Regions from separate parts of the Homo sapiens genome. Here region 1 is linked to region 2. The links are chromatin loops, found by intact Hi-C in ENCODE. Cell type or tissue: heart right ventricle. All regions are shown on one strand. Links, peaks and the distances in the headings refer to the core of each region. The heading gives the core; the rest is flanking DNA. Region 1 holds the start of SLC27A3 (solute carrier family 27 member 3). Region 2 has its middle 26 kb from the start of S100A6.

Region 1 (9,063 bases), core at 1,064-9,063, 260 kb before region 2:
CCCCCGGCCCCTGTCCCCAGCCTTAGAAGAGGTGAATGCCCTTTCCCTACTTCCCAGCCCCAAAGATCTCATCCTCCACACTCTCACTTCCTTGTCTCTCTCTCCCTCTTCTCTTACTTGCCTGTTCCTGGACTGACACAGTCCTTCCCTGCCTTTGACCCTGCAGCCTGGAGTTATGTGGCTGTATGGCCCCCCTCACCGTTCCTCAGTCTGTAGGTCTAGGCAGGTGACATTGCCCTATTGTACAGAGCTCCTGGTGAGTAGGGCTCTGCCCCATCCGTCCTCTAGATTATCTACCCTGGAGGACTCACACCATAGTACGTGCTTAATAAATGTCTACTGGATGAATTAATGAAGGTGGGGTTGGGGAGACTGACCAATGCCCATGCAGCCCACGATGCCCAGCAGGGAACCGGACATGTGGTAGAGTGGGAGGGCGAGGTAGATCACATCTTCCTGGTGGACACCACACAGCTGATAGAAGCCCTGGCATTGCAGGATCTTCAGATGACTGATCCGAGCAGCCTTGGGGAGGCCTGTGGGGTGGCAGTTATGGGACGATCAGGGGAAGGGCAAACTCCAAGCTCTACCTATCTGTTTGCACCCCCGCTGGGTTTCCCACAGAAAGAGGCGGAGGCAGGACAGAAGCTGAGGACCGAGACCAGGCTGTCCTGGAAATATGGGTGGTCTGGGGGAGGTGGAGAAATGAGTAGGAGGTGAGGAGACTGGGGAGTGAAATGATGGGGAGAAAAAGGATGTGCCAATGAAATCAGCATCCTCTCTGGGGGCTTTGAAGGAGTGGTCTGGGAGCAGACCCCTGCCTTCCTCTGCCTTGGTTTCGGGGAGCTAAGTATGGTGCCCGGCCCTCACCCGTGGTGCCAGAGGTGAAGATGTACAGGCACGTGTCTGTTATGCTCTGGGGGGAAGAGAGGTATCCTGGCACTGGCCCATCCACTTCAGCGGACACTTCAGCCAGCAAATCGCTAATTCCAGCAGGGTGGGTTCCTGGGCCTGCAGCCCACAGGTGGAGCCCCATGGCTCTCAGGGCGGGCAGGTCCGGCTCCAGGGACTCCAGAAACTCTAGAAGGGTGGGAAAGCACAACGCCGGGGCCCTGGCTCTACCTAGAAGAGCCTATGACCCATGTCCCCTCCCTATCCCAGCCCACACTGCTCTTGGATGAGGGTGAAGGGTATGGACATTCCATCTTGGGTCTGAGGCCTGGAACTCGACTCCTTGGGGATCCTTGGGGCACCAAAGATTCAGCCTCATCCCTTCTCAAACCCGGAGACTCCTATCTCCACCCACTTTCGAACCCCAAGGGATAGTCGGCTTCTTCCCAGGCCCAGGGATGAGACCAAGCCTTTCTGTGGTCTCCGACACGCCCCCTTCTGTGGCTGGCCCCGCCTTAGTCAGTTCGGAGCTCCAGCCTTACCTGGCGCCAGCACCAGCGCGCGCGCGCCGCAGCTGCGGAGGCAGTGCAGCAGGGGGCCCCGGCGCAGGGCGGTGGGCACAAAGGCAGTGCGCAGGCCGGCCTTGGCCAGCCCGAACCAGAGCCACAGAAACTCTGGGCCAGCGGGGAGGAGCAGCGCCACAGTTGCTCCAGGTGACAGAGGGGCGGCGGCTCCTCCACCTCTGGCGGCACCGTCCCCTCCGGCAAACTCCGCGCCGCTTCCGGCCGCTGCATCTCCGGCTCCCGGCGCTGCCCGCTCGCCTTCTCCAGCGCTCCCCTCGCCGCTGTCGCCGCCGTCGGGTCCCCAGTCCCAGCCTAGCGCACGTAGGAAGGCGCGTGCAGCCCTGTTACTCTCGCGCTCCGCCTCTGAGTAGCTAAAGCGCCGCGAGCCGTGAATGAGAAAGGTGTGCGCGGCGCGCTGCTGGGCCAGTTCCGCGAGGCGCCAGGCCAGGCTGCAGCCCCCCTCGGGACCTTCCGGGTCGGCGGCAGCCGCGGCCAGGGCGCGAGCTCGAAGAGCCCTTTTGCAGCACAGAGCTCGCACCGCAAAGGCCAAGTCCGCCGGAAGCCAGCGCAACTGCGGCCAGAGGTGTAGCTTCAGCAGCAGCAGCGGTAGCAACAGCAGCAGGGGCAGCAGCAGGAGGGCAGCCATGGAGCCCGCTTCCTCTATCGGCACCGTCTGGTTCCAGCCGCTCGCAAACATCCCTGATCCTCCCTTCCGAAAACCTAGGGCCGCTCGTTCTAGCTGAGACTTCTCCTTCCAGGGAGCGCGCGTGCGCTGGCACACGCCCATTCCCACCCAGGCCCCCACCACTCCACACGGGCGGAGAGCAGAAACCCGGGAGGAGTGCGGGTGTGGGGCGGCCCCGGACTCCCAGCCCTCCCCCCACAGCCTACGCTCCGCCCTAGGCGCGCTCCCTCCCGGACTGCTCGCGGCTCGCACCCTACCAGGTCCTGGGCGGTGCTCGCGCCTTCCCTGAATCCCAGGGTTATGTCTGTCTTCTAAGTTGTTTCTCGGCTTGGGCGGTTTAGGCATCTGGCTAAGCCCTAGAGTCCAGGCCTGAGAGCCAGGGCGTTTGGATCGCAGTCCATCTTCCCCTCAATATTTCTCGTTTTCCCGTTAAGGGAAGGTACCATTGCTCTCTCCCAAAAGAATGAACTTGGCCCCTGGCCCATTTGGTTCTGCAAGTCCCGGCCTGCCAGCCGCAACCCCAGGGGATGGGTGGGGGCTGAGAGTTAAATAGGGGAAAGGTGGAAACCCAGACTGCCAGATTTCTGAGGGGTCACGACAGAGGCCCCTCCCTTTGGGCAAGGGTACAATAATTGGGGCCAGCCAGCAAATGCTCTCCATCCTGGTTTTAATTGGGACAGAGGAAACTGGGGAAGGAGAGAGGAAGGAAAAAGAAGCCTCCAGTGGTTTAGACTTTCAAAGGAAGCAACAGCAGTGATGAGGGAGGGGAGAACCTGGATTCTGTAAAAAGACAAATTTTCGGGGTGAAGAGGAGCAGCTCTGTGCAGTTCGCCCAAACTTCACTCCTCAGTCCACCTCCATTCTCCCTGGACAGCGGGGGAACAACAGCATAGCCAAGGAACTCTCCTCTGCTGGTTCACATGGCCCAGCAAGTGGCCACACTGTGGAAGGAAGAGCATCTCTGTCCCTCCCTGGTATCCAGACTTTATCTCCAGGTACAGTTGTCCCTGGAGACCAAGCTGGAGCATCCCTCCCGTCAAGCAGCGAGTCCTCCGGCCATTCTTGGTAGGCACACAGACTTCAACTGGAGGATGACAGACCTTTTGGAAGCATCTTGTTTCTTGAGAAATGAGTAAGGACAGGCCTCATCCTACGGGGGATGGTTCTGCATAGACAGATCAGTGCCTGGCTCCCACCTCCAGTGGCAGCAGGAAGGATGGGTAGTGGCCAAAGCCAAGTCCCTTCTGCTCTAGACAAAAGTGGGGGCAGAACAGGAAGGGAAAGGGGGATGTTCTGCGGTTACAAGTAGGGGTGCCAATCAAATCAAGACCAAGCTATACATGCACGGGGCAAATGCCAGCAGACACTCCAGCACAAAAGACATTCTGGCTTGTTTTATTGTCATTTAAAAACAACTTTTAAGACACGATTATCTCTGCCAAAAAAAAAACAAAAAAAAACAAAAAAAAAAACAGACTCAAGGAAATGGGATCATTTGACAATTCTGTGAAACTTGCCTCTGGGACTCCCTGGGCTCTGGTGTAGATTGAGGTGCCAACCTCAGACCAACCTAAGCCTCCAGGGCACACCACGTGGGGCTGTGGCCACCCTTTCAGACTCCTTTCTGAATGCTTGTGGCATCTGCCCCATGATTAGGAATGGACACCCTGACCACGTCATAGATGCCCATTTCACACTGGCATGTGGATAGTGACTATAAAACGTCCCTTCAGAACAAACCAAGACCTGAAGGGGAAGCAGGAAGGGACACCCACACACTGAGTCTCTGCTCTCATCCTAGCTTATCTGGCCAGCTGCCCCTTTGTCATTTCCCTTCTCTGTTGAAATGGCTCTTTGGGAGACTGGGGGAGGAGATTGCGGAAGGGGCCAGGGGGCTGAGGACTTCCACTATGGTCTGATTTTACAGAGCCTCTGGCTTCAGTCAGATCCCAAATATCACTGGGAACAGCAGTGTGAGGGGCTGGAGGCCCCAGGAGGAGGGAAGGGGCTAGGGGCTGCATGGCAGCTTCTCAAACTCAGCCAGAGGAGAAAGCTCCTCCTTCCACCGGGGGAGCTTGGGGATGCAGCAAGGGTGTTTCCCCTGCAATCTCCTCAGCCTCTATTAACCTTTGAATCACCAAGAAGGAGAGGGCAGTCCAGCCGGGGGTGGGATGGGGAATGCAGGGCCTCAGTCACTGTCAGAGCCCACTGCAGAGGACCCTTTTCGTTTCCGCTTGGTAGGCTTCGGTTTCGTGTCTTCCTCTTCCTGGAAGAGATGGGAGGGGAAATGGGAAGTTAACAGCCTGGGCAGCTGCTGGCGCCGACTCCACCTGCACCCAGTGCTCCTTTTCCCCCTGTGCACTGGCTGGGTTCTCACTGAAGCACTGCTGGAGCCCGACTCTTCTTCGGCATTGGGGGGCTGTGTGGCATTCTTTCGACTTCGAGGGCTGGACAGAGCTGCTTTTCGCCGGCTCTTGGGTGGCTTGGTGGAAGAGTCCTCATATTCCTCCGCCAGGGAGAAGAGATCACTGAATCTAAGGAAAAGGAGCGGTAGCTCTTTGAGTGGGAGCCTGCTGCTCCTACGGCACCTCCCATCCTCTTCTCTGCCCCCAGGCCTAGGCCTTCTTTTTCTTCAACCCTGGACCCTAAGGTCTTGCTGGCCATTACGTTTATGTCCCTAGCAGGCTTCCTCTCCCTTAGGCTTTTCCCCTACTACTTTCCAAGGCCCAAAGTGGCAGGAGCCTCACTTCATCTTGTGGGCTTCGTCACAGCTCGCTTGGACATGCTGCAGCGCCTGGAGAATTGGCGTCTGGCTAAAAACTAGAGGAAGAAAAGGGAGAGCAGGGAAGGAAAAACAATCAGATGTCTGGGAGCTTATTAAACAGCACGCACAGGTTGTTTTATCCCGAGTGTGGGTTGTGGCCCCGGGTGTCCTGCCCCTGCCCCCAGCCTGGCTCCAGGCATAGTCTGGGCCAGGGCAGCACCGTCTACACTGGACGCCGAGGGTGGAAGGCATACAGTTCTGCTTGGTGTTGGTCAGGTTGAGCCGCAGATTGTCCAAGTGCTCCAGGATCTGCTCCAGAGTCAGCTGGGCCAGCTTGCTGCTAGAGCTCCTCAGGCTGTGCAGGAATCACCAGAGCCAGAGTCTGAGTGTGGGAGGGTTCCAGAGTGCGAGACACCCTCCACCCGCCAGGGCCCCCTTAAGACAGAGGCAGCCTACATGGGGAACAGGATAGGCAGCCTGGGAGGGCTGGGGTTGGGTGAGAAAGGTGTGCCTAGAACAGGGGATCCTGGCCACAGGGGCACTGGAAGATGGGGAGAAAGGGCCACGGTGGTCTCGCATGCCATGTGGCTTCGGACCACTAGATGTCGCCCACAAACCAGGCTGGGACAGCACTGACCCCCATCACCACCACCACCACCACCACCACCACCACCGACAGCAATCACTGCAGACCGCCATGGCCTGGAGGGTAGACAGGGACCGTGTCCCACCTCTGTCTCTTGCGAGGCAGGCTGTTGTTCTTGATGAGCAGGGACTTGATGTGCTCGGCCAGCAGCTCGTCATGTTTCATGCACCAGTGCCGCAGGATGCTGGTGGTGAACTGGTCGTCAGGATGGCAGGGCCGGCTCAGCACCATCTTCACCATCTCCTCGCTGGGCCTGGGGGAGGAAGGGGGCACTGGGTGCTGCTTGCACAGTGGCCGCAGGGCATGCTGGGTCTCTCCCACTTATTTCCCAAGCCCTGGCCTCCCCACCCACCCACTACTCTCACATCCCTCTCCCTCTTCTCCTTAGGCCAAGGAATGCCTGGTTTCATCCTCTGTGGAAGCCAGGAGAGAAGAAGTGAGATTCTTCACTTGCTGTGGTAGGAGAAGGCGTGTGCGTGTGTGTGTTGGGAAGGAGGACCCTCAGTTCTCCTCCTCCTCCCCTAGAACAGTCAGGGAGTGGGCCTGGGAGGCAGAAGCACAAGCATGTGGCATGCAGATGCTCCCCTACCCCTACCCTGCTAAAGCTGTGGGCCAACCTGGCTTCCAGCTGGAGGAAGGGGGCAGGAGAGGGTTGTGAAGTCACAGCCCCATACAGCCTCCAAGCTTCCCACTTCCTCTAGGACACTCTGTACCATTTATAGTCTCTCAGGCAAGAGAGCAGAAAGGGTGGAAGGAAGGCAGAAAGGTAGGAAGGATAAGATACACAGCTGCTGCCCCATTTATCGGGGGATGTTGCTAAAGGGCTTTGCGGGAAGAGGGGGCTGCCACCCTCTCCCTCTCTGCCCCACCCTGTCAAGGCACAGTAGGTCCAGCTGGCTCTGCTCTGCACAGGGTGAGGGAGAGGATGGTGCGTGACCCCTCTACCCTGACCCTCCCTCCTCTTGGATTAGCTGTGCGGTGGCCAGCAGGAGCATGGGGCGGTGGGGGGGGCGCGGCGGGGAGCAGGAGCCACCAGGGATTAGAACTGCTGTGGCAGCAGGAAACAGGGATGTCCGGTCCCCACCTCCCCACCTCCGAGGGCAGCTCCTGGTGGGCAGGGGGGTAAAGTCGAGAGGAAGCCCAGATCCCAGGGGAGCTGCTCATTTGTAAGTCACGTTGGGGGAAGGGCAGAATAAGCAGATGTTAACGACAGGAAAAAATATGGCAATAAGGAGGAGGACAGAAGCCCTTTAGACCACAGCAGCTCTTGGGATGTTAAAATTGAGGGCTAAAGAGCCCCAGAAGTGGAACTCACTTTTCTCTTCGGAGTTGAAGCAGTAGGCAGGACAGGGCCTCTGGGTGCTCTGTGAGGGAAGGGCAGAGGCTGTTCAGGGGGAAGGTATGATTCCAGGATGGAATCTGGGGACCTCTCTCATCCCCCAACAGCCACTGGAGGGAATAAGGACAGTCTTTGATGAGGAGCCAGGAAGAATCCCCTACCCCACTCCTATCAGTCCCTGAGCCACCTGAGCCCCAGCCCAGAGCCTGGCTCATGGTGGGCCCACAGGACTCACCTAAAGAACAAAAGTGGCTGACAGAGAGCCTGCCCTTGTGCACTTTGGTGGGAAGGAGGACAATGGATCTGGGCTCATCCTAGAAGCCTAGAGGCCTCAGCCTTGCCCTAACTGTATAGGAAGTGTCATATCTGATGTGCTCCCTACCCAAAAGCCTACTCACCCTTGTATTTGAGGTGCTGCAGGATGGGGATTATGGTCTCCAGGGGAATATTGTGGGCCAGAAAGAGCTGCCAGGCACAATACTGCTCAAAGGTCTCCCAGTCTAGGCTCTGAACTGGAAGAGACAAAAGAAACATCTCTCTCAAGAATGAACAAACGAACACACACACACACACACCCCCCCCACCCCCCCATCCACTGACTACCAGCACACACACACACACACACACACACACACACACACACACACACACCCCAATCCACTGACTACCAGCACCCCAAGCAGGGATGTTACAGAGGTAGGACAGATCCAGAAAGATACTGCCCCAGACCGCACCAGGGTGGAGTACAATTCTCTCCCCTTAACTTCCCAGCCCCAGAACCAGCTTTCCTGATAGTGTAAAATACACAGGACTGACACCCTGCCCTCCTCTCCTCTCCCAGGCACCTAAAGATTTGATCACTTACTGAGTATGTTGAGAACTGAGTCTTTTCGAAACATAACCAGGTTACCCATCATCACGTGGCAGACCAGCTCCTGGAGCTAAGGAGGTGGAGGAAGGAGGCAGAACCCATCAGCTCTGAAAGGGGCCAGGAAGCTAGTATGGAGGGGGACGCAGGAGGGCTCGTAAGGGAAAAAAAAAAATTAGAGGAAGTGAAGGCCCAGTTTAAAGGAATGGGAAGGAGATGGCACACAACGAATGCTGCCATCTCTGAAGGATGAAGGGGCTGATAAAGTAAGGCCTGAGTGGGAACCTTAGGACTATTTTGGGCAAAAATAGTTACAGCCTTGGTCTAAGCCTGAGGAGGAAAGGACCCTGAGAGGCTGGGCTCTGGATGTAGGTTGGGCAGGGTAAAGACAAAGGAAGGAGGATTCTTGGGTGCTAAGCTTCCTCTTTTATGAATGAGAACTAAGTGGAGAGGAGGAGAAATGGGATCCCAGTGCAGGCCTCAGAAGGACCCGAGCAAAGCTACAGCCTCTTGGGGACCTTATGCATGGTAAAAAGGTCAAGTAGAAATGGTCTGACCATTTTCATTCCGAGCCAAAGGAAAGGCCAGTTGAGAGCTAAAATCACAACCCCCTCAGCTTTTGCTGTGGAACAGGAGTGCCCAAAGAATATGGAGAATAAGGGGAACTCCAGGCAGGATTGGCCTAACCTCAGCCTGCCTTGCTTGTGTTCCACTTTTCCTTCCCAGGCCCCATGGCTGAAAGCGCACACCACTGTAGCCAGGAGGGAGGGTGCCTGGGAGGCATGGGCTCCCTGTCTGCAGGCCTGGAGGGAGAGCAGAGGCCCTATGTCCCTAATGCTGCCTCCCAGATCTTCTGGGGAGGTCAGAGCTCAATGTTCACCTGTGCAGAGTCAATAACAGCCACGATCATGTTCAGCAGCTCTCCGCTCCTCAAGGTTTCATCTGGAAACTAAATGGAAAAAGAGAGGGGAAGAGTCCTGGATGGGCTCCTCAGCTTTTATCCCATAGCCCACTCTCCTTCCTTATTACATCTCAAGGTTTGACTGGGTCAGCCAGACACAGGCCCTAAAATAAACCCCTAAACAGAGATCCAACAGCTATGATGCTGGAAGACTTCAAGAACTTGAAGCCCCCAAGTTTTGTTATTTATGTGTGCACACCATCAGGGGTGTGGGTTTTCTCTGATACTTCCCAAAGCATGTGTGTACAGAAAGGAATGGGGAACTACTAGAGATAAAGCCAGAGCTGAGAGGACTGGCCATGGTGGCTGATTCTGTGTGGGAGCAGTGGTAGAATAAATATTTGCA
Region 2 (9,253 bases), core at 723-8,722:
ACGCTACCACGCCCGGCTAATTTTTGTATTTTTAGTAGAGACGGGGTTTCACCTTGTTAGCCAGGATGGTCTCCATCTCTTGACCTCGTGATCTGCCCGCCTCGGCCTCCCAAAGTGCTGGGATTACAGGCGTGAGCCACCGCGCCCGGCCATGTTGTCATACTTCTACAACAGCACCTGATCATAACCACCTGTTTACCTGTCTGTCTTCACGTGAACCTGTCTGACTGCATGGGAACCTCCCCTGACACAGTGATCCACACAGGCTCAGTAGTAGGGGTGCAGTAGAGCATACTGGTTAGAGCTCAGATTTTGGAATAAGGTGGAATCAGGTTCAAATCCTCCCTGTGCCATTGCTAGAGACATGACCATGGGCAAGCTACTTAACCACTCTGATCCTTAATTTTGTCATCTTTAAGTGAAGATACACTGGCTGGGCTTGGTGACTCACACCTGTAAATCTCAGCACTTTGGGAGGCTGAGTTGGGAGGATTGCTTGAGCCCAGGAGTTCAAGATCAGCCTAGGGAACATAGTAAGATCCCGCCTCTACAAAAAATAAAAAATATTAGCTGGGTGTGGTGGCACGCAACTGTGGTCCCAGCTACTCCAGAGGCTGAGGTGGGAAGATTGCTTGGCCCACAAGTTAGGGACTGCAGTGAGTCGTGATTGCACCACTGCACTCCAGCCGGGGTGACAGAGAGACCCTGTCTCAAAACAAAAACAAAAACAAACAAACAAAACCCCCAAAACCAAAAAACCAACAAAACAACAAAGATTCCATCTAGACTGTGGACTTTGCAAGGGCAGGGCCCCGTCAGTCTTGTCACTGTGGTATCCTAAAACCTGACCTCAACAATGGAAAAAAAAGAAAAAAAATTTGCCACAGGGACTGTGGGTAGGGAGGGGTGGAACAAGAGAATGTAAAATTCAGTTTGTCACCCTGTGTGGTTATTATTTTGAAGAAAACAATAAGAAAAACAATAGAGTCGAGCCGGCTGAGCCCAGCATAGTGGAGAAATGAATCCATTGCTCCTTGGACCATCTGTTCATCTTGAACACCTGGGGACGAGGGAACAGTCAGGGGGAGAGGCTGCCTGGGACACTTCTAGGAGGATCTGGGCAGAGGGAGAAGTGATGGAGCTGGATGGGGTTTGGGAGGGCGGGCATGGAGTGAAAGGCGCCCGGTGAAGCCTGCCGCCTGGGGAGGATGTGAGTGTTCCTGGACAAGGGGCTGGTGGTTGGGGTGCAAGCAGATTTGCCCTCTATGGTGGGCAGTCAGCTTGGCCTTTCTTGAGAGAAGGGAAGTCTATTGCGTGGGGCAATAAACTTAGAAAATTTGAAAAGACGCCATGACAGATACAAAAATAAAAACACAAAAAATTCAAAATTCTACCATCCTAACAGTGATTTCCAGTTGGGTTTTCATGTTATCTTCCCTGTGTCTGGCTTTTGCATTGTTATACTCATGGAGAGTGTACCGTTTGTCATTCTACTGCTTTTGTTTGACCCAATGGCATGAATCTGCCCCTTCCACCATATGCATCAGAGGCAGGTCCTCTCCACCACCCCACTAGGTGTCCGGGGTGCCCTTTGGTTGTATAGTTATCCTAGGGATGCAATGGAAAACTTCTCCTAGTGTGCACGTGTTGTCTGTATTAGGGTGTTGACTGCCACTGGATGGCACTGCTCACTGGGCTGGCAGCTGGTGGGTGCTTGGAGCAGAGAAGGAAGTTTCTATTCACAGGAAGCCCTGAGCAGGGACCAGCTGGGACCTCAGGTCCTGATGGTGAGAAGGCTGAGGGGTCAGCCATGAGGCCTAGTTCTACCCTGTCTCCTGGGAACCCACCAAGGCCTTGGTTCCTTCTCTTGCTCTTGCCCTGTTGCCAGCACACCCGACAACAAATGCCATGCTCTGGCAATTCTCCAAGTCTGGCTTGTCCCATGTCCTCCACTGCAGACTCCCCTTTCCTTCTGTACTTTCCTGGCTCCCCCAGGATACACCCACTTCCGACCCCGCTGCTTTCATCCCTCCACTCCAGAAGCCCTGTCCTAACTGCAGCTTTGATTATAGCAACATTGGTGTATGTGTCTGTTTTTGCACAAGCACCATGCTGTTTTGGTTAAAGTTGGTTAACTTCAGTGGTTGCTCACTACCTGGGTGATAGGACAGTTAGCATACTCCAAATATCAGCATCACACAATATACCCTTGTAACAAAACTGCACATGTACCCTCTGAATCTCAAATAAAAGTGGAGAGTAAACACACAGAAAACCTTGTAGCAACAGAAAAACGTTGAGATTAGGAGGGCTCATTCTTAGCGGTTGTTTTATGGGAGCAAAATGTCAATACCTGTATCTTGGTATTTGTTTCCTGCATTAATAAAATACTGGGGTGAATACCTGTTTTATATGTAAATGTTTTCAGAATTTATTGCATTAAAAAACACTGGAACTGTGTATTTAATATATTTTGAAAAAAATTAGAAAAACACTGCAAAACATCAAATAAAACACAAAAATTTCAAATCTCCAGCCAAGCAAAAAGCCCCATGTGCCTGCTCTTAGTCTCTTAGGTGAGGGAAGAGACTTACTAATAGTCTGTCCTGAGGAAACCACTCCCAGGAATGGGTCCAAACTCCTTTTAGTGCACACCTCCCTTTCCCCCAAAAACAGGCATTACTATTTTCCTACCAAATTTTCCTATGAAGGCATAATTACCATTTTGATGACAACACACAGATCCTTCCTGCTGATGTTCAACTTTTGCTAATGTCCCTTACTTCTTGACATCCTGGGTATCCTTTCCTCCCCCTAGTTACAGATTGCTTGTGCAAATACGTTAATAAATACCGCTTTTAGCTGTGAAGTTATTAAGAGTGTGAGTTATTACAGATTGTTCTGTGGCTGGAGCTCAGCGCTGGACTATGTTTTATGTTTTGACTGGTGCCCTTTGTGTGCAGCTCAGAGCCACAGTGTTAGTTTAGGAAAATACAAATCTACCATATGCAATGAATGATCAGGAAACTGTTGAATTTGGTGAGTAACAACTCTCTCAGAGGCCAGGCACTGTGGCTCACACCTGGAATCCTAGTACTTTGGGAGGCTGAGGCGGGAGGATCACTTGGGCCCAGGAGTTTGAGACCAGCTTGGGCAATATAGTGAGACTTTGTCTCTACAAAAAATAAAAAAAAAATTAGCCTGGTGAGGTTGCTTCTGTGGTCCCAGCAACTCAGGAGGCTGAGGTGAGAGGATGACTTGAGTCCCAGAGGTCGAGGTTGCAGTGAGCCATGTTCATGAGACTGCACTCCAGCCTGGGTGACAGAGTGATACCCTGTTTCTAAAAAACAAAACAAAACAAGACAAAACAAACAAAACAAACAAGAAACAACTTTAAAATGTTTGGAAGAAAATATAGAAAAAGATCGTTATGACCTTGGGGGTGGTGAAGGTTTCCTTAAGCAAGAAGAAAAAGAACATAGCCCAGAAAACGCTTTACTGCATTTAAATGAAAAATTTGTGTTAATCAAAAAGCACCATTAAAAAAATACAAAGCTAGACTCTGCCTCAAACAACAACAAACAGACAAAAAAACTTTCCAAGAAACTGAGAACCTTAAAAAAAAAAATCTGGGAGTGTGGGTGTCAATCTCCCCAGCCTCCTGCCTCAAATTTGGGAATAAAAATGAGACTTTCCCCCCACCTTTTTTTTTGGTTCTCCCATTTGAGGTCAGGGCTTGGGCCTGGGAATGAGGGAGCCCACAGGGTCAGGCTGCCCCGGGCCCTGGACACTGGCATCTACCTTTTCCTCCACGTGGCAGGAGACCGGGCCAGCCTTGGGCTGCCACTACCGGTCCTTTGGCTCCCCCTGTTGACCACCCAGTCTCCAATCGTCGTGGTCTTGCCTGCGGAGAGGCCTGAGGGGTCTAGCAGAGTGCTGGGATTGCCAAGGGAGAAACTGATGGCCAGATGTTTGAACAACAGCTGGCTGGAGCAGAAGCCAGACCCCTCTGCTCTTCTTTAGGGTCAAATCTCAAGTCACATTGTCCCAGTGATGGGCAGCCCTGCCCTGTAAGGAAAAGACTGAGCTAGACTTCTCATTCCCAATTTGTCTTCCACATTGCTGTTACATTTGGCTCTTTGGGCTGGGTGCGGTGGTTCACATGTGTAATCCCAGCACTTTGGGAGGCTGAAGAGGGTGGATCACTTGAGGTCGGGAGTTCGAGACCAGCCTGGCCAACATGGCAAAACCCTGTCTCTTCTAAAAATACAAAAATTAGCCGGGTGTAGTGATGCATGCCGGTAATCCCAGCTACTCTGGAGGCTGAGGTGGGAGAATTGCTTGAACCTGGGAGGTGGAGGTTGCAGTGAGCCAAGATTGCACCATTGCACTCCAGCCTGGGCGACAGAGTGAGACTCACTCTCAAATAGCACCAATCAACCAAACAACAAAAACAACAAAAAGAAAACATTTGCCTTTTTTGCTAATAAAACTGATCTGTAGCTTAAAATCCTATATTGACTTCCTATAATGCCCATAGAACAAGATCTAACTCCTCAGGCTTGCACCCAAGGCCCTCCTCAATTTTGCCTCAGTCTTTTCTTCTGTTTATTTTTTCATCAATTTGCCCCCTTCCCTAGGCCTGGATCTGTGCCTTGGGCAGAGATATTTTTAGAGACAAAAGAAACCTTTGCTTCAGTTATGTGTAGAGAAGTTTGGGGTTATAACAACGTGTGAGTGCAAGGTGTTATTTGGCCTGATGGCTCAGGCAGAGGAATAACAGATTATGATGTTTGAAAGATTAAAGTGGAAACAAACAAAATGCACCATAGCATAATAAAGCCAGTATTAATATTTTACAAAGAGGATGTTGAAGTTGTATTAATAGGGGGATATGCTTCCTTTGTGTAGAAATACTGATTATTGTGGTGAGTGGTGTTTGCCAAGCACCAAAGTGGGGATAAAACATCCACTAGCCCCATTTCTATGGCGCCAAATGCACCGGCCTCCCTGCGGTTTGCTAAGGACACCCCCTGCTGGCAGAAAGAGGGAGCATGGCACACATGCCAGACACTTGCCTGGTCTCCTGATCTTGCCATGCCCTTTTGCACCTCCATGATCTGTTCATGCAATTTATTCTGTCTCTTTGTATCCTCCTCCACCCCCAGCCTTCCATACCTAGCTCAAATGGGACCTCCTTGGTGACATCTCAGGTCCCTGTTCTTCTCTCCTATTGTACCCAATATAGTCCTCTACAGTTGCCCTTAGCACACCCTAGTGAAAGGATCAGTGTACAAGCCTGTCCCCCTCCACTTCGCCTTTCTTCTACTCCCCCCACTCCTGTTATCTAGACCAAAGGCTCTTCAGTGTGAGGGACCGTGCCACCCTCGTCTTCATTTAGCACAGGACCTGCCACATGGTGGGTACTCAGTAAATCTTTGCGGGATGGATGAACATACTTTCACATTGTGGAGGGTTGTGGAATAAGGGCAGGGGAGAGAGTTCCTGTGCAAGGTGTTTTTACGTTGTATTCTGACCCACACAAATCTTGGAAGATGAGTTCAGCTCTGAGGCAAGGAGGTGGATCGAATACTTGAGATCAGGCCCAACAGACAGGTCTCAGACTGCAGGTGCTGGGCAGAGGGTGTCCACCAGTCATGATCTCAGGAAGGCAATGAGGGCTCAGTCCTGATGAGGAAGCCAGGGTGCTGATTCGCTGCTATGTCCCTCACACCCAGCTCCATGCCTGGAGGACAGCAGGTGCTTACTAATCACTACCGGCTTGTTGAGTGCCCAGGACATGGTGATGTGCAATTGGAAACAAAACTCAATTCTCTTCAAATGCATGCCAATAAACTCACATTCTTATTTTTTTTTATTCCTGGATGCAATCTTGACAGGTCCCATAGCCTTTCTAGTCAATCTTAGGCCTCAATTTTCTTTTCTTTTTCTTTTCTTTTCTTTTTTTTTGAGACAGAGTCTTACTCTGTCGCCCAGGCTGGAGTGCAGTGGCACGATCTTGGCTCACTGCAACCTCTGCCTCCCGAGTTCAAGTGATTCTCGTGCCTTAGCCTCCCGAGTAGCTGGGACTACAGGCGCGTGCCACCATACCTGGCTCATTTTTTCTTTTTTGTATTTTCAGTAGAGATGGGGTTTCACTGTGTTAGCCAGGATGGTCTCGATCTTCTGACCTCGTGATCCAACCCCCTCTGCCTCCCAAAGTGCTGGGATTACAGGCGTGAGCCACCGCGCAGGGCCAGGCCTCAATTTTCAGGCTGTGAAAAGTCCGGCCTGAAGTTCAATCTCGTCTTCTCAAAGGCCCTCTCTTGCCTGGACTGGCTTTTGCCCTGCAGCGGGGAAGGGCATGTGGGTAGCTTCTTCACTGTCTCCCCTCTGTCCTTTCAGCTCTCCTTCCCCACACCATGTGTCCTCTGGCTCTTGTAAGTGGGGGAAGCAGGAGGAGAGGCAGTGCTCACAAAGGTCTTCTCACTGGCGTGTTTACAATCTGGCCTTGGTGGCCTCCTTGGGTGGTGGATGCTTGAACGCTGACCCCTGGGGTGGGCTCCCCAGCTCATGATCTCCTGATGTAGCTGCTGCCTTCTTCAGGTGGCCTCCCGGCCCCTGCCCCTGGCTTCCAGGAGAAGTCTCCACACAGACTCCTTGCGGGGTGGCCCTGTCCTGTAGGCAGGCTCCCTTTGTGGGGATCCCTGTCTGGCCACAGGACCCCAGCATTGCTCCAACATCAATCGGCTTCAGCCTCAGGCCTCTCACAGACACCCCTCCTCATCTGCTTTGGGGCAGGCAGCCTCTTGCCTTTGGACTTTTATAGGTGTGAGTCAGGAAGAATTTCCTGTATCCCCCAATTCTACAGGACACAGCTCACGCTCTCTGAGGGGTTCTCTTACAGCTCCTCTCACTTGGTTGAAGGGGGAAGGAGGAAACTTGCCCTCCTTCGTGGAGGTGAGGACGGGCAGCACGTGGCGCCCTCACCCCGCCCTCTCTGAGCAGTCCCCAGCCTTTCCCTTCCTTGAGGTGAGGGGTAGATAAAGTCACTGAACTGTGTTTTTGGTTCACCTCCCACCTAGAAATTTCTCCATAGATGGTCAAAAGCCTCTCTTAAGAATATATAGAAACTTAATGCCCTTTGTCCCCAGCTTTGAGACCAACATAAAAAAGGAGCTGGTGACAAAGTTCTATTTTAGCATTCCATTACATGAGGGCTTGTAGAATGAATTGTGAACAACTGGACTTAGAATAACGGGGCCCGGGGGTGAGGGTTGCTTCCAGGAGGGCTTCTGGGTGGAAAATGGGGCTGTGGGAGTGGAAGGGAGGGATGGCAGGGGGCAGCAGGGGAGCCGGCTCCAGACCCCCAGGCAGACTTGCACTTGAATCTTGGCTTTCTTTTTTCTTGGTTGTGTGTTCTTGGGAAAGTTACTTGTTCTCTCACATTTGCCTCATCTCTGAAATAGGGACTATTATAGTTAGGATTAAAGAGATAATGTCTGCAGGACACGCTTCACTCTGGTAGTATCATTTTTGGTATTCCTGTTCCTTGGGTGTGTGTGTGGGGGGTCCGTGTCAGCAGGAGGGGAGTAGGTGGGGCGAAGCCTTCTTGGCTCTGCTGGAAGCACCAGGAGGAAGATGGGTGGGAGGAGGGAGACATGGGGGGAGGAATTCAGTGCAGAGGTGAAGTCAGTTTCTGGCCCCTGGGTGGAGTGGCTGTTAGGGGAGAAAGCCGTGCCCGCTGAGTGTGTCCTCACCCTGTCCTGCACTGACAGCCTTCTCATTCCATGTCTGTGTGGGAGGCCCAACTCAGCCTTGGGCCTGGCCTCTGCAGAGTGGCCCACGTGGGCAGGGTCCTGTGCTCTCTGAGCCCTCTGGGTTTCTTTCTTCCCCCTTCCCCTCTTCAGGGCCAGCTCCTGCTCTCTGGCTGACCCGCCACAGGGATCTGGGCCTTGACCCAGGCAGCTGACTCATGTGCTCTTTGGATTCTCTGGCAAAAAATGTTGCAGCCTCCCCCACCCTGGCCTTGGAAATGGAAATTCTTGTTCAAGGAGCTGGTGAAGATAGTCAGCTGCATACAGCTGGTGGGTCAACAGGGACCAGGTGGCGGGTGTGAAAGGGCTCAGCAAGTTCAGAGCATCCTGCAAAGGGCTGTGGAAGCTAGCCGGTCTTTGGTGTCATTCCTGCATTCATTTTCACCCACACAGGTCTGACCACCGTCTCTTCCCATTTCTGATAACCCCATTCCTAGCGGAACTTTCTCTCCCCATTTTTAGTGGTGCTGGTGGTGCTCCCAATCATACTGCCTCACTCCTACCTGTCACAGCACAGGCCCGGCTGATCCGATAGCCCTGTCCCTTGATGCCTGGCACCCTGACCATGCCTACCTTGCTCAGCCCCTTGTAGTCCTGTGACAGAGGAAGCAGATGAGAGGTGGTGGCTCACTGCCCATGTGGACCTGGGTGCCATGTGGCTGTGCGTACAGGGGTGATGTAGCAAGAAGGATTTTGTAGCTGAGAAGAAATTGAATTTGGAACCCAGAGGTTGGATCCAGGTGATATGGTTTCCTAAAGACAGTTTAGAGACCATGTGATATGGTTTGACTGTGCACCCACCCAAATCTCAACTTGAATTGTATCTCCCAGAATTCCCATGTGTTGTGGGAGGGACCCAGGGGGAGGTAATTGAATCGTGGGGGCCGGTCTTTCCCATGCTATTCTCATGATAGTGAATAAGTCTCACGAGATCTGATAGATTTATTAGGGGTTTCCACTTTTGTTTCTTCCTCATTTTTCTCTTGCTGCTGCCATGTAAGAAGTGCCTTTGGCCTCCTACCATGATTCTGAGGCCTCCCCAGCCATGTGGAACTGTAAGTCCAATTAAACCTCTTTTTCTTCCCAGTCTTGGGTATGTCTTTGTCAGCAGCATGAAAACGGACTAATACACCATGTCAGGTAGGTATGCTGGAATTTCAATAAGACAAAGTTGAGAACGTGAGGGGAAACTTGGGGGCCTGTTCAGCAAACAGCCCCCAGGCTGACATCCTCTGGAATGTTCTGAGGAAATGGCATTCTCTGGGTCTTTTGCAACAAGTACCAACTTTACACAAATGACCCATCAGAGGGCTCTTTTTTCCAAGCCTCAAATCTAGCTCTTGTGATGATGTCACTCTGGCCACAATGATTATTGAAGAGGTGGGCACTACACTAAATTGGGCCAATCATGGCCTCTTCCTGGGGGAAGGATGTGA

What was found. A loop is a pair of places that touch in the nucleus more often than their neighbours do. Peaks named below come from ENCODE experiments on the same cell type or tissue, not always from the same donor. Only the 100,000 strongest peaks of a DNase experiment are listed, where the experiment ranks them.
Region 1: it touches region 2 in a loop (6-fold over the local background); 18 of 110 quality-filtered maps call a loop at or near these places.

The regions. Positions count from the first base shown.
Region 1 is chr1:153,768,535-153,777,597 of GRCh38, reverse strand. It overlaps INTS3 (integrator complex subunit 3), which reads right to left. Exons shown (of 30, transcript NM_023015.5): 22 at 8,637-8,705; 23 at 7,754-7,829; 24 at 7,287-7,400; 25 at 6,865-6,913; 26 at 5,635-5,802; 27 at 5,158-5,258; 28 at 4,887-4,959; 29 at 4,517-4,673; 30 at 2,790-4,405. The coding sequence ends at 4,328. It overlaps SLC27A3 (solute carrier family 27 member 3), which reads right to left and starts at 2,191. Exons shown (of 10, transcript NM_024330.4): 1 at 1,434-2,191; 2 at 871-1,080; 3 at 378-536. The coding sequence starts at 2,100. RefSeq lists a silencer at 1,564-1,755 and an enhancer at 1,124-1,790. In heart right ventricle, for the core only: a CTCF peak has its summit at 5,486 (motif pointing right); DNase peaks (open chromatin) are centred at 1,387, 2,217, 3,952 and 6,597; H3K4me3 peaks cover 2,286 bases; H3K27ac peaks cover 8,000 bases.
Region 2 is chr1:153,505,710-153,514,962 of GRCh38, reverse strand. No RefSeq gene overlaps it. Among named protein-coding and RNA genes, the nearest start is that of S100A6, 26 kb to the left of the region's middle. RefSeq lists an enhancer at 5,120-5,169. In heart right ventricle, for the core only: CTCF peaks have their summits at 1,662 (motif pointing right), 3,862 (motif pointing left) and 5,044 (motif pointing left); DNase peaks (open chromatin) are centred at 1,773, 3,862, 8,012, 8,352 and 1 weaker place; H3K27ac peaks cover 1,839 bases.